2 separate regions of the Homo sapiens genome follow, and region 1 is linked to region 2. Evidence: chromatin contacts called from ENCODE Hi-C or POLR2A ChIA-PET data. All regions are on one chromosome and are shown on one strand. Each heading gives the region's core, a stretch centred on a gene start or an enhancer-like site at or near the end of the contact. The rest is flanking DNA. Distances are from core to core; before and after follow the strand shown. Region 1 has its middle 7.3 kb from the start of IL22. Region 2 has its middle 40 kb from the start of IFNG.

What was found. A loop is a pair of places that touch in the nucleus more often than their neighbours do. ChIA-PET counts read pairs that join two places held with the same protein, here RNA polymerase II (POLR2A). Pooled maps may share reads with other maps.
Region 1: a loop to region 2 is called in a pooled map, with 4 times the contacts of the local background. The contact joins two enhancer-like sites. A Hi-C loop is called at or near these places in 6 of 50 pooled maps. POLR2A ChIA-PET finds 5 or more read pairs at or near these places in 2 of 52 experiments (CD4-positive, alpha-beta memory T cell and activated CD4-positive, alpha-beta memory T cell).

What each region holds. Positions count from the first base shown.
Region 1 is chr12:68,257,892-68,264,014 of GRCh38, reverse strand. No RefSeq gene overlaps it. Among named protein-coding and RNA genes, the nearest start is that of IL22, 7.3 kb to the right of the region's middle. Within about 2 kb of position 4,599, at least 3 of the 41 ENCODE cell types and tissues checked have a DNase peak (open chromatin) inside an H3K27ac peak, as active enhancers do.
Region 2 is chr12:68,116,368-68,122,724 of GRCh38, reverse strand. No RefSeq gene overlaps it. Among named protein-coding and RNA genes, the nearest start is that of IFNG, 40 kb to the left of the region's middle. Within about 2 kb of position 2,869, at least 2 of the 41 ENCODE cell types and tissues checked have a DNase peak (open chromatin) inside an H3K27ac peak, as active enhancers do.

The DNA of each region.
Region 1 (6,123 bases), core at 3,350-5,849, 140 kb before region 2:
AGATCTTTCTGACTGATCACAAGTACAGTACGGGACCACTCTTTAAGAATCACTAGTCCTTAAAACATTTAAAAATAGTTGACTTTGTTTTTCTACTGAATTGCCTGAATGAAAGTTTTGAGAAAATATTTTGTCATAGTCATAAATTAGTTTTAAGTCTAAATCTTACCCACTGGTGGCTCAAGTGTTTTTAGATACTGGTCATAGTCATCATTGCTTCTTATCTCACTAACGGTACTAAATTACCCCCGCCACTGGTGTCAGAAGCCTCCTAGCAGGTCTCACTGATGCCAATTTCTGCCTCCCCAATTCATAACTCTCTGGCTCTCTGCTTAGATTGTTGCTTTTTGCAGGTTCCTTCCATGCTTAACTGCCCACAACAGGTCTCTACTGCCCTTCATATCAAGTGCAGACTATCTGGCTGGTATTCAAAGATGCTCATAAGCTGTTTCCACCCTCCCTCCCTTCCCTTCTTTGCCATCACTTCCCAACATGTACATTCCATTCTAATCCAAAGAGTCATTTCTTTATCTTGAACTATGTTCCCATGTTCAAGTTTTATTTTTCTGCTGCTTCCTCTTCTTGGATAGTTCTTCTTCCATTCTTTCAACTGGCCCAAGTACTAATAATATTTAAAATGTTACTCAAATCCAGCATCCTTCTTAAAGTCTTGAATGAGTTTTCAGTATCAACCATCGGATCTCTATTGCAGTGGCTGTAATTTCATTGTAAAGATGTTTTATTCATTTAAAGTTAACTCATATTTGTGGGGCAATAAATACTACATAGAATTGTTATTTTTCTTCTTTGAATAATTGTCATCTCCACTATACTCTGAGTGCTCCAAGAGCAAGAAACATGTCTTTTTCATCTTGCATCCCTAGTGTCCAGCCCAGTGCCTGAGACATAGCAGTTGAATTGAAAATGTTACAGTATGAATTGTATTCTGAAGTTCCTTGAGGACAGGGCTATGTCTCAGTCATTTTATATGCCCCAAAGTCAAAGACAGTACCAGGCCCATGGCAGATATTCAACAATCTTTATTGCATTGAGCATTCAGAATAGAAAAGTAGGAATTGTCATGCTTGGTAACATTAAAGAAGGACAGAGATTAAATCTAGAGTGTGAATGGTCAGTTCTAGGAATCAGTAATTATGTCCTGGGTTTTGTCCACAAATTAAGAGGAGAGGCCTGAACAGATAGCAAAGGCCAACATGGCCACCTCCTGGGAGGTACAGAACTGAGCAGAGGAAGGAAGCCCTGGAAGTTATTACCCGAATTCGAGAACATTGGGACAAGATGAGAATTGACAAGATTTAACTGATTCTGAGGAATAATGACTTTAAGAACATTTTCAGTAAATTACAAAATACATATAGAAAAGTGAATAAATCATAAATGCATAATTCAATAAATTTTCACAATATAAACACACGCATACAGTCAGCCAGATAGAGAAAAACATTACCAGCATCCCAAAAGTCCCATTCCAGTGTCTCAGCACCCCTTAAAGTAACTACTCTTCTGACTTCCAATGTATTAGACCAGTTTTGCCTGTTTTTTGAATTTTATATGAAAGAAATGATATTACTTGTATTTTTCTGTATTTGGTTTCTTTTGCTCGGCATTTTTTCATGGGATTTATTCCTTTGTAGTTACATGTAGCAATATAATGTATACTGTTATTGCTGTATAGTATTCCAATATGTAACTATATTGCACTTTATCCATTCTGAATTTTTCAGTGTGGGGCAATTATGAATAATGTTGTTATGCATATTTCCTTACATATCTCTTGGTAAACAAGCTCATTTCTGTTGGGTATGTGGCTAGAAACTGAATAGTTGAATCACAGGGTATGTATTTGTTCAGCCTTAGTAGATAATGCAGAACAGTTTTCTAAAATGGTTTTTCCAATTTATACTCTTTAGAGTAGCATATGAGAGTTTCATTTGCTCTAAATGCTTGCCAACAATTGGTATTGTCTGTCTTTTTCATTTTAGTCATTCTGGTGGGTGTGTGGTTTTAATTCTGCATTTCCCTTTGCCTAGTAAAGTCAAACCCCTTTCATGTGTTTATTGGATCTCTTTTGCAAAGTGCCTGTTCAAGCTTTTGTCCATTTTTTTTTCTCCTGGGTGGTCTTTTATTGATTTGCAAGAACTCTATAAATTCTGGATTTGAGTCCTTTATTAGATGTATTACAAATATCTTTCTGGGATTATTTTTGACAACAACTCACTCGTAGTGGTTCCAAAAATAGAAAGTGTCAGTAGATATTTATTGATTGAAAGAGGAAAAGATTCTACATAAAGAGATATTTCAAAGGAAGACACAGGAGGGTTTAGGACAGTTTGACCATACAGGATGAAGGCAAAAGGAGACTCATGCTAAGATTTTAAGTCAAGAACAAGACTCATTAATTCATTGAAGAGATTTGACTTGTGCAAGGTAAAACATCTAGCTAAGTTGCAGAATCTCTATTTCCTGACTCGTGGTTCACTCATTACTATTTCCATGTCTTTCTCTCAGTTGCTACATATGTTGTTCATGAAGAAGCTCCTTGTAGTTAATAGCTGGTGTTTCCTGAACGCTTACTATATTCCATGCCTGCTGAATGGTAGGAGCTTAGTAAATGGAATAGTCAAAGATATTTACTGTAACAATCATTTGGTCATCTGTGCTTATAATTCATTCAGTCATCCATAGAACTTACTGAGGGTCTATGATGTGCCAGGGACTGTTCCGGGTATACAAACTCTTTGCTTTTGTGGAGCTGATGTTACAGTGAATGAATGAATGAGAAAATGAAGGAATAAAGCACATTGCCCCCTTTCTCTCATGCAGCACCTTGTGTGTAGCTTTTTGTCTCTGCTCCATTTCCTGGGCAGACCTCGCTCAGATATTTCCTCTCATACTCATGCATTCACAAACTGTGCCTTTTAATGGATGATTCCACTTGTCTATGACTACATTATTTATTGTAACTCTTTCCTTTTCCAGCCTGTCAAATAGTCTATGCACTATTTCTATTTGGTTCTTATATTTAATTGCTTGCCCCTGCCAACTCATTTGAGTACTTTTACTTTCTCTAAAGGCATGTTAACTAACTAATATGAATACAGTTTAAATTCTAATTCTCTAATCAGCATTTATGTACATTTAATCTTTTCTTTCAAAAGCAAGTCCATTTCAGATTAATCCTGAGGTTACTACAATATAATTAATGCTATTTTTGTATTTTTTTAGAAGTAAGAAATGTGGAGCCAAGATTCCTTATTTGGCAAAATATTCCAACAGCAACAAAACAGATATTTGTTAAACAGGTTGAAATATTATTATCTTCGTTTATTTGGTTGTAAGAATATGAAAGGAATAACAAGATTGCACCTCTTTTGCAACAGGCTACATTTCAGATCTGCCCTGATTCAGAGCGACATCTTGTCCAACTAACCCAAATTTGGGATAATTTACCCTATTTATAGTACACATGCAGCCGCTGAATTAGAACAGTGACAAAGAAAAGGAAAAAGGGGCATTTTCTCAGGATTGATATTTGTGATATTTTAAAACCAAATCACCCAGGCTTTGGAACTGTGTTTGGACAGACAATACCAATTGTTGGCAAGCATTTATAGAAAATGAAACTCTCATATGCTACTCTAAAGAGTACAAATTGGAAAAACCATTTTAGAAAACAGTTCTGCATTATCCACTAAGACTGAACAAATATATACCCTGTGGTTCATATTTTTAAAAGTTTAACAGGGTCGTGAGGGTGTAGCAAATGTTTAGTTTACTTGGCCCACAATGTTCCCATCAAAGGCTGAGAGGATCTGGTAAGACAACACCAAGAATCACGGAGTTTTGAATATGAATTTTTAAAAGTTATGTTTTAAAATAATATGTAGCGTCTGCAAAATGTGAAAAATGTTAATAACTCTAAAACTGATTAGAGAACTGGGATAAAATATTCACCGATATTAGTAAATTAATTGTGTTTTGAATCTCTGGTGGCAGAAGCAAGTGTGGGTTATGACTCTTTACACCTATTTACTCGCCAAAATAATAAATGAAAAGAGAGACTGGGATGTACCTGTGGTCTTCAAAAAATCTATGACAGTAGAGGGCAGATGTTAGGAAGCTAATATCAAATTCTGTTTGCACTAGAGTAGTGAAGAATTTCCATAAATGTTGCCTTCCTCTATCTTTTAAGTTGATTTCAGTACTTAGCATTAGTAGGGAGAAAAACATGCTCGTTTACATTATGACACATTCCTGTGGATAGAGTCTTCTCTTTAAGATGAGATATAATACTGACTGAGAAGACTCAGTCCCCAGGAAGAAGGGAAAGGTGGCTATGGTTGACAAGTGTCTTTGTGGGCAGATTGTGGCAGGTGAGGTGGGACTGGTAGGAAGTTACTCTGGGTACCACCAGGGTTACCTTAGAGCAGAAGTGGGAAGTAAATGCAGTTTATGTTTGAAAACCCCAGTCTCTAGCTTTTGTTTTTTGCTGTACCTCTAACCTCTTCTCCTCACTGGCTGTGAATCACTTGCTCTTCGTGTTCTCAGGAGATGAGTAATTGAATAATCCCTTTCTCCAAGCCAGCTGGGTACTTATTCACACCAAGGTAAATGTGACTAATAACAGCTTCGCATCTTACTTCTCCCATGAAGTAAGTAGGAATTAAATCTTATACACAAGACCTCAGTGAAAAAATTTTTGAAAGACTAGCAAAAGGGTATAAAAGAAGGTCTTTGGCAGAGACATGGTCGATACTCTTGGATGTAATGAGTTCACATTACAAAGATGTTAATTCTCCTTAAACTGGTCTTTACATTAAATAAAAACCTAGTAAAAATTTCTGCCATATTTTTCCAGGAACTTGACAAATTTATCATAAGCTTTATATAAAATATATATGAAAAGTCCACGAATAGCTAAGTCAGCCCTGAAAAAGTAGAGCAAAAAACGTAAAATTTCCTGTTCAGTTTTAAAGACACTCTTCAGTAATGACTGGCTTAAGAACAAAAAGAAAAATAAATAAACCAATGGAACAAAAAAGAGGACTCAGATATATATTTCTATGTATGGGAAATTCACATATGATAAAAGACATTGTTTAGTGGACTATGTTGGGAAAACTGGCTCACTATGTGGAGAAGAATAAAGTTGGATTTCTTACCTTTCATCACATACAAAAATGCATTAAAGACCTGATTGTGAAAGGTTAAGCCATAGAATAAATAGAAGACGAGATAGAAGAATGTCTTTGTGACCTTGGGATGGAGAGAGGCTTTTCAAACAAACCTTGAAAAGTGCAAATCATATAATTATAAATAATGTCTTAGATGACATCCAAATTAAGTCTTGCTGTTCAACAAAGGCCAAATAAACAAAGTGAATTGACAGATAAAAAATTGGGAGAAGGTCAGGTGTGGTGGCTCATGCCTGTAATCCAGCACTTTGGGAGGCCAAGGTGGGTGGATCTCTTGAGGTCAGGAGTTCGAGACCAGCTTGGCCAATATGATGAAACCCCATCTCTACTAAAAATTAGCCAGGCATGGTGGCGGATGCCTGTAATCCCAGCTACTTGGGAGATTGAGGTGGGAGAGTTGCTTGAACTGAGGAGGTGGAGGTTGCAGTGAGCTGAGATTGCACCACTGCCCTCCAGCTTGGGTGACAGAGCGAGACTCCGTCTCAAAAAAAACAAAAACAAAAACAAAACAAAAGGAGGAGAGTTTGTTATGGCTACAACCAAAAATATACAGGGAACTCTTACAAATCAACAACAGAAAAAGAGCAAAGCCCGCTAGAAAAATGAGTGACTAATGTAAGTAACCAATGTATAAAAGGTGGAAACCCGAGTGGCTACTAGTGTATGAAGAAAAATGTAAATTAAAACAGTAACAAGATAGATACCATTTTAAACCTCCAAAGCCTGGCCAAGTTAAAGCTGGATCATACGAAGTGTGGAGGGGGATTTAAGGAAACAGAGGAAGCTTTATTTGCTGGTGTGAGAGTAGATTAACACTCTTTCTGGAGAGCAATCTGGCAATATTTAGTAAATGCTAATAAACTTATCCTTATGACTTAGTGGACATACTTCAAAAATTATGTCAAAA
Region 2 (6,357 bases), core at 1,620-4,119:
CTAACCGTGCATGACTATTTTTCATTTTTTCAACGGGCAGAACTTATTTTTAGCTTGTGGTCAACTAAGATCTTCTGAGTTTTTTTTTTTTTTTAAACCTAGGCAAACTGAGGTCTTTCTATCCTAAATATATGTAATTGATTTTTTTTTAGAAACTTAATGCAGGTCTTTAACATTTATCCCTTTAAAACAGCTGACTTAGGGCCTTACCACAAACAGCTCTCCTGGTATGGAATGTTCTTCCTCCTGACCTTCCCATGGCTGTCTCTCTCTCTTTTTTTAATCATTCAGGTCTCAGTTTACATGGCATCCTTTCAGCAAGACCTTGCCTGATGATTCAATCCAATGCTGCATCCAAGTCACTCTCTGTTATACTCTGCTTCTGTTCTCATTTCTTTAGTTGCTTATCATCCATTACCCACCCCACCTCAGCCTGGCCAGCCTGCACTTATAAGAACACCTAGCACAAAATGAAAAGTCAATGAATATTTGTTGGAAGAATAAATAATAGTCATTCTTCTTTTGTTATTGAGAAAAAGTTCTTAATATTGGTTCATTCCTACAAGATGCCTTAACATCAAGGAAAAGAAGTTATTTTCACTTCCTATCAGCATTAGCCTCACATTCTTTAAAAATAGTTTTTTATTAAAGTTTTTTTTTATAGTAGCATATAGAAAGTTGAACTTTTTCAGAAGAATCATTGGATGATGTGCTTTGAGGCAGGCAGCCTAACAGATAATCTTTCTACACCCCCAGGGACAAGAACCAGGGGTTCTTCCTGCTCTTAGATAAACTATAGTGTGAGGTGAGCTATTGGGAAGAAGAAGTGAATAGAAAATAAGCAAAGGAGGCCAAATTTTTGTCACTGATTCAGTATAGCAGCTAAGGGATAGGGAGAATTGAAGAAGTCCTGAAGTTCTGGCTTAGGCCACTGGATGGATAGTGGTGTTATTTGGCAATATAAAAGCACTGTATAAAAGCAGGCAGAAGAGGAGAAGCAAGATCAGGAGAAGTGAGAAGATCCAAGCACAGTTGGGGAGAATAGGTTTGGTGCTCAGGGATGGGTCCAGACTAGACTGAAAGATCTGGGGCTTCTTCTGCAGGTGGCAGTTGAAGTTATGGGAGCAGTTAAGATCACTAAGTAGTGTCGGAGAGTGAGCAAAGAGGGGTAAGGACTGGATCTTCAGTCACAGTAACATGGAGAGTCAGGAAGATAAGAGGGGACTGGAAAGGGCTAGCCAGGGGTTTAGGGGAACCAAGAGAGTGGCATCAGAGAAGCCAAAGGAAGAGTGTATAGTCAACGATGTCAGATGCTGAAAGATGGCAAGTTCTTAGACCAGAAATGAGTCCACTGATTTGCCAATCTGTGGTCCTTGGTGACCTTTGGCAGTCACAGTTTCAGAGTTGGTGGTGGTGATGGGTGGGGGCAGAACTTAGAAAGCAGTGGGCTGAGTAAAGAAATGAAAGAAGAGAGATCTCATCTGTCTATGTTCTTTAAGATGTGGTAGTCTGTTGCACTACAGTGGAACTGCTAGGAAAGTGCTGCTTTTAGCAATCATATTATATATGCTGGTGGCTCAGTTTCAGCTTGTGGTCATCTAAGATCTTCTGACTTTTTTTTAAACCTTGGCAAGCCAGGGTCTTTCTATCTGAAATGTACATAATCGATTATTTTTAAAACCTTTAATGCAGGCCTTTAACATTTATCTCTTTCAAATAGTACCTTATTAGTGTAAGCCAAATTTTCCAAACATATTCTAAAGCTAATTTCATCATTGTTTGCTTTATAGTCCTGCCTAGGACCTTACTTTTTAAGATGCCTGGTTCTCTTCCTTAGAAACTAGGGATGGCGGTGTTCCTGTTACTATAATTTGTGCATGGAAAACTAGATTGAGCTCAATTTCATTCCTGGGAAACAACAACTTTCTTAGCTAAAATATAAACCCTAACTGGAAAGCAACTGACCAGAGGTTAAGAATTGCATTTTGAAATAGTAATTGACCACAAATCAAAAGACATGTACTATTTAATGTGCTTGATTGATTTCAAGCTTCCAAATCCTCAAAGCTAAAAACTGTCATCATAATGTACTTAGTTAATGGGTGACTGTATTTTTAGAAAAGCTTTTGACAAAAGGCTAGAAAAAGACTTAAATGCATAAACCAGGGTATTTTCTTGCCTGAGTATTCCATTAATTGAGATTTTATACTTAACACCTTTTTTTTAAGTTTTACAAAGGACCATGAAATTGTGATCCCTGTGAGGTAGATGGGCTATTTTTATTTCACTTCTAAGAAGATCAAGGTATAAGGTACCTATTTCCTCGGATGTTATGAACCCAAAGAATATAATGATGACATTTTGATTTTCCACCCAGGCCTTTTGCCATGACTTTCCCAGCACTCACGTCAGATATCTTCATTCACAATTTAAAAAGAAGAGTTATGTCTCAAGGAGAAAAATCTAGGTAGGAACAGATAGAAACAGTTTTACATAGAGCTCAGCTAATTGTGTGAAGTTGGTGGTCATGAAACTGTGGGACTCTGAATGTTGGTTACACCAAGGCGCAATGTGGGCAGAAGATGCTTCCTCCAGGCAGCTTGGGCAAACTGTTTAGTGCAACACCCTTGCTGTGTAGGCTTATTTTTAGCAGAAACAGGGACCTTGAACTCATCAGCTCATTTTGAGTTCAATATGAAATCTGAACCTAGACCCGAGAAGATGCCTACCTGTGTCCCCACCCGCCCCCTTGGTGTGCTGCCAGAAAATGTTTACTCAGAGCAGCAGCTGAAGTCTGTTTGGGAACCTGCAGCCTGTGTACATCCGACTAGTGACCAAGATGCTTGGGTGTGTGCTGACTCATTTAAGAACAACTGATTTAGAGAGCTGCTGGGGTGTGGGTGTTAGTGTGCTGTGGTTCATTTTCCAGCATGCTACCAGAAAAGCACTGGATGGAAGTGGCAAATGACAAAGTCAAAACACAGTTACTGTACTGTTCAGAATATAGACAGCAATTTCCTTTCTAAATCTGTCTTTTAGGATGCCCTAGTCATTAGCATCTGGATTTGGCAATATTTTAGAAATATTTAAATATAGCTATGTTTAATGAGCACTTACCACATGCTAGGCATTTTTCTAAATGTTTTACAGGCGTTAAATCATTTAGTTCTCATAGCCACACTCTGAGTTATCTGTTCTCATCTGTCATCATGGCCATCTTGCAGTTGGGGACAGCTGAGGCTTGGGGATATGTAATTAGCTTAAAGATACCAGAGTATCTGTGGCAGAGCATGATATAAATCTAGGTCTGACTCAATGTCAGACTCAATATGACTCAAGTCTATATTGTTAACCTGTTAAATGTTACTGAGGTTTTGGTGCTATTTAAATAGAAATAAATGGGTTGTGCTTAATGTTCAGTAAATACAATTTCTATACCACTTTCTGATTTTTTTTGTATATGGATATATATGAAATAGAAGTCAAGCGTTTGTCCATTTAATCTGAAAATGTGCACTCAATTGTGATTAGGTGTAGGAAGATGGTGCGACGATCTTTTTACACGTGATGGATTCTTAAGTCTTTTTAATTCTTTCAGGTGGCTGATCTCTGTTCAGGGATATGTCAAACAACCCTTCTTTCTCCAGCAGGCAAGAGGCAGGTCTGGGTGGGACACTCTGGGCTGGGCTGGGCCTAGCTTCTGGAAACACCCAGGGATCCCTTAAGTCATAGCCTAAGTCAGGGTCCTGGGGCCATTGAGAACTCTTCATGGTTAAGAAGGGGGGATACCTGAGGGTAAGTTAATTACTCCAATGGCATAAATCAGTGTTTCAGACATACATTTAATCATCTGTAACAACTTTTGTTGACCCTATCTTAAGGTCATTTGAATCTTTTTCCAGAAGCCTATTGCTCTTGGCAATCTGAGGGATGGGGCAGTTAGAGACAGAGGGCTTTGACCCATATGTCTCAGGCCTCATCAGCATGACTACAGAATAGAGACATTTATTTATTTATTTTGTAATTGCCTAAATTACGAAATTGTGTACTCCCCTCCTTTTCTTGCCCAAATGCTAAAAACTGGAACCCCCTACCTCAACTGCTCTCTCAGTATTCTGAGAGCTCTCAGTGTCAGGTTTCACTGTTCCTCCCTCCTCCACTCCCCAGGTCTCTGTCTTCCTCTGCGCTGTCATGACCTTCGGGGCTGGGCTGCTGTGATCATCCCTGCCACCTTCCAGAGACCACTCTCATACCCTCTGCTTGATCTCAGAAAATAGACCTCTGCCCTCCTGTTTTCCAGCTTGTCTGAACTGTATGTAGCACAGGCCCTTCCATAATTCCCCGTAATACAACTGAGGCCAACCACGTAAGTATAGGCATACTTTGTTTTATTGCGCTTCGCTTTCCTGTGTTTTGCAGATATTGTGGTTTTTACTAATTGAAGGTTTGTGGTAACCCCTTATATCCACCTGGTCTATTGGCTCTGTTTTTCCAACAGCATATGCTCACTTTGTATCTCTGTGCCACATTTTGATAATTCTCATAATGTTTCAAACCTTTTCATTATTATTATATGTGTTGTGGTGATCTGTGATCAGTGATCTTTGATGTCACTATTGTAATTGTTTTGGGGCGCCGAGATCTGTGCCCCTGTAAGACAGAGATCTTAATCGATAAATGTTGTGTGTGTTCTAACTGCTCCACCAACCAGGTGTTCCCTGTTTTTCTCCCTCTTCTTGAGCCTCCCTATTCTCTGGGACACAACAATATTGAAAGCAGGACAATTAATCACCCTACAATGTCCCGTAAGTGTTCAAGTGAAAGGAAGAGTCACATGTTTTCTCACTTTAAATCAAAAGCTAGAAATGATTAAGCTTAGTGAGAAAGGCATGTCCAAAGCCGAGATGGTCTGAAAGCCAGTCCTCTTGCACCAAACAGTTAGCCAAGTGGTGAATGCAAAGGAAAAGTTCTTGAAGGAAATTAAAAGTGTGACATCAATGAACACATTAGTGACAAGAAAGTAAAACTATCTTATTGCTGCTATGAAGAAAGTTTCAGTAGCCTGGATAGAAGACCAAACCAGCCACAACATTCTCTTAAGCTAAAGCCTAAACCAGAGCAAAATCCTAAATCTCTTCAATTCTGTGAAGGCTAAGAGAGGTGAAGAAGCTACAGAAGAAATGTTTGAAGGAAGCAGAAGTCGGTTCATGAAATTTAAGGAAAGAAGCTGTCTCTATAACACAAATGTGCAAGGTGAAGCTGCATGTACTGATGGAGAGGTTGCAGCAAGTTATGCAAAAGATGTAGCTAAGTTCAATGTTGAAGGTGGCTACACTAAACAATGGATTTTAAATGCAGATGAAATAGCCTTATATTGGAAGAATATGCCATCTAGGAGTTTCATAGCCAGAGAGGAGAAGTCAAGTCCTGGTTTCAAAGCTTTAAAGGACAGATTGACTCTCTTGTTAGGGGGGCTAATGTGGCTGTGACTTTAAGTGGAAACCCATGCTTATATATCCTTCCCAAAATCTTAAAGTCCTTAAGAATTTAACATCAGTTAAATCTACTCTGCCTGTGCTCTGTTAATGGAACAACAAAGCCTGGATAACAGCACATCTGTTTACAGCATGGTTTACTGAATATTTTAAGCCAACTGTGGAGACCTACAGCTCAGAAAAAAATATTTCTTTCAAAATGTCACTTCTCATTGACAATGCACCTAGTCACCCAAGAGCTCATGCCTTCTGTGTTAGGCTTTATTCTGCAGCCCATGGATCAAGGAGTAATTTCAACTTTCAGGTTGTATTATTTAAGAAATAAATTTTAAAAGCCTATAGCTGCCATAGATAGTGATTCCATGAATAGATCTGGGAAAAGTGAACTGAGAATCACCCGGAAAAAATTCACAATTCTGGCTGCTATTAAGAACTTTCATGATTCATGAGAGGAGTTTAAAATATAAACATTAATAGGAGTTTGGAAGAAGTTAATTCCAACCCTCGTGGATGACTTTAAGGGATTCAAGACTTTAGTGGAGAAAGTAACTGCACATGTGGTGGAAATAGCAAAAGAAGCAGAAGTGGAGCCTGAAGCTGCAAGTGAATTGCTGCAACCTCCTGATAAAATTTGAGTATGTGAGGAGTTGCTTCTTAGAGATGAACAGAGAAGGTGATTTCTTGAGATGAAATCTACTCTTGGTGAAGATGCTGTGAACACTGTTGAAATGATGGCAAAGGATTTAGAATATTACATAAACTTAGTTGATAGAGCAGTGGCAGGATTTGAGAGGATTGGCTCCAATTTTGAAAGAAGTTCTACCGTGGGTAATATGCTATCAAGCAGTGTTGCATGCCACAG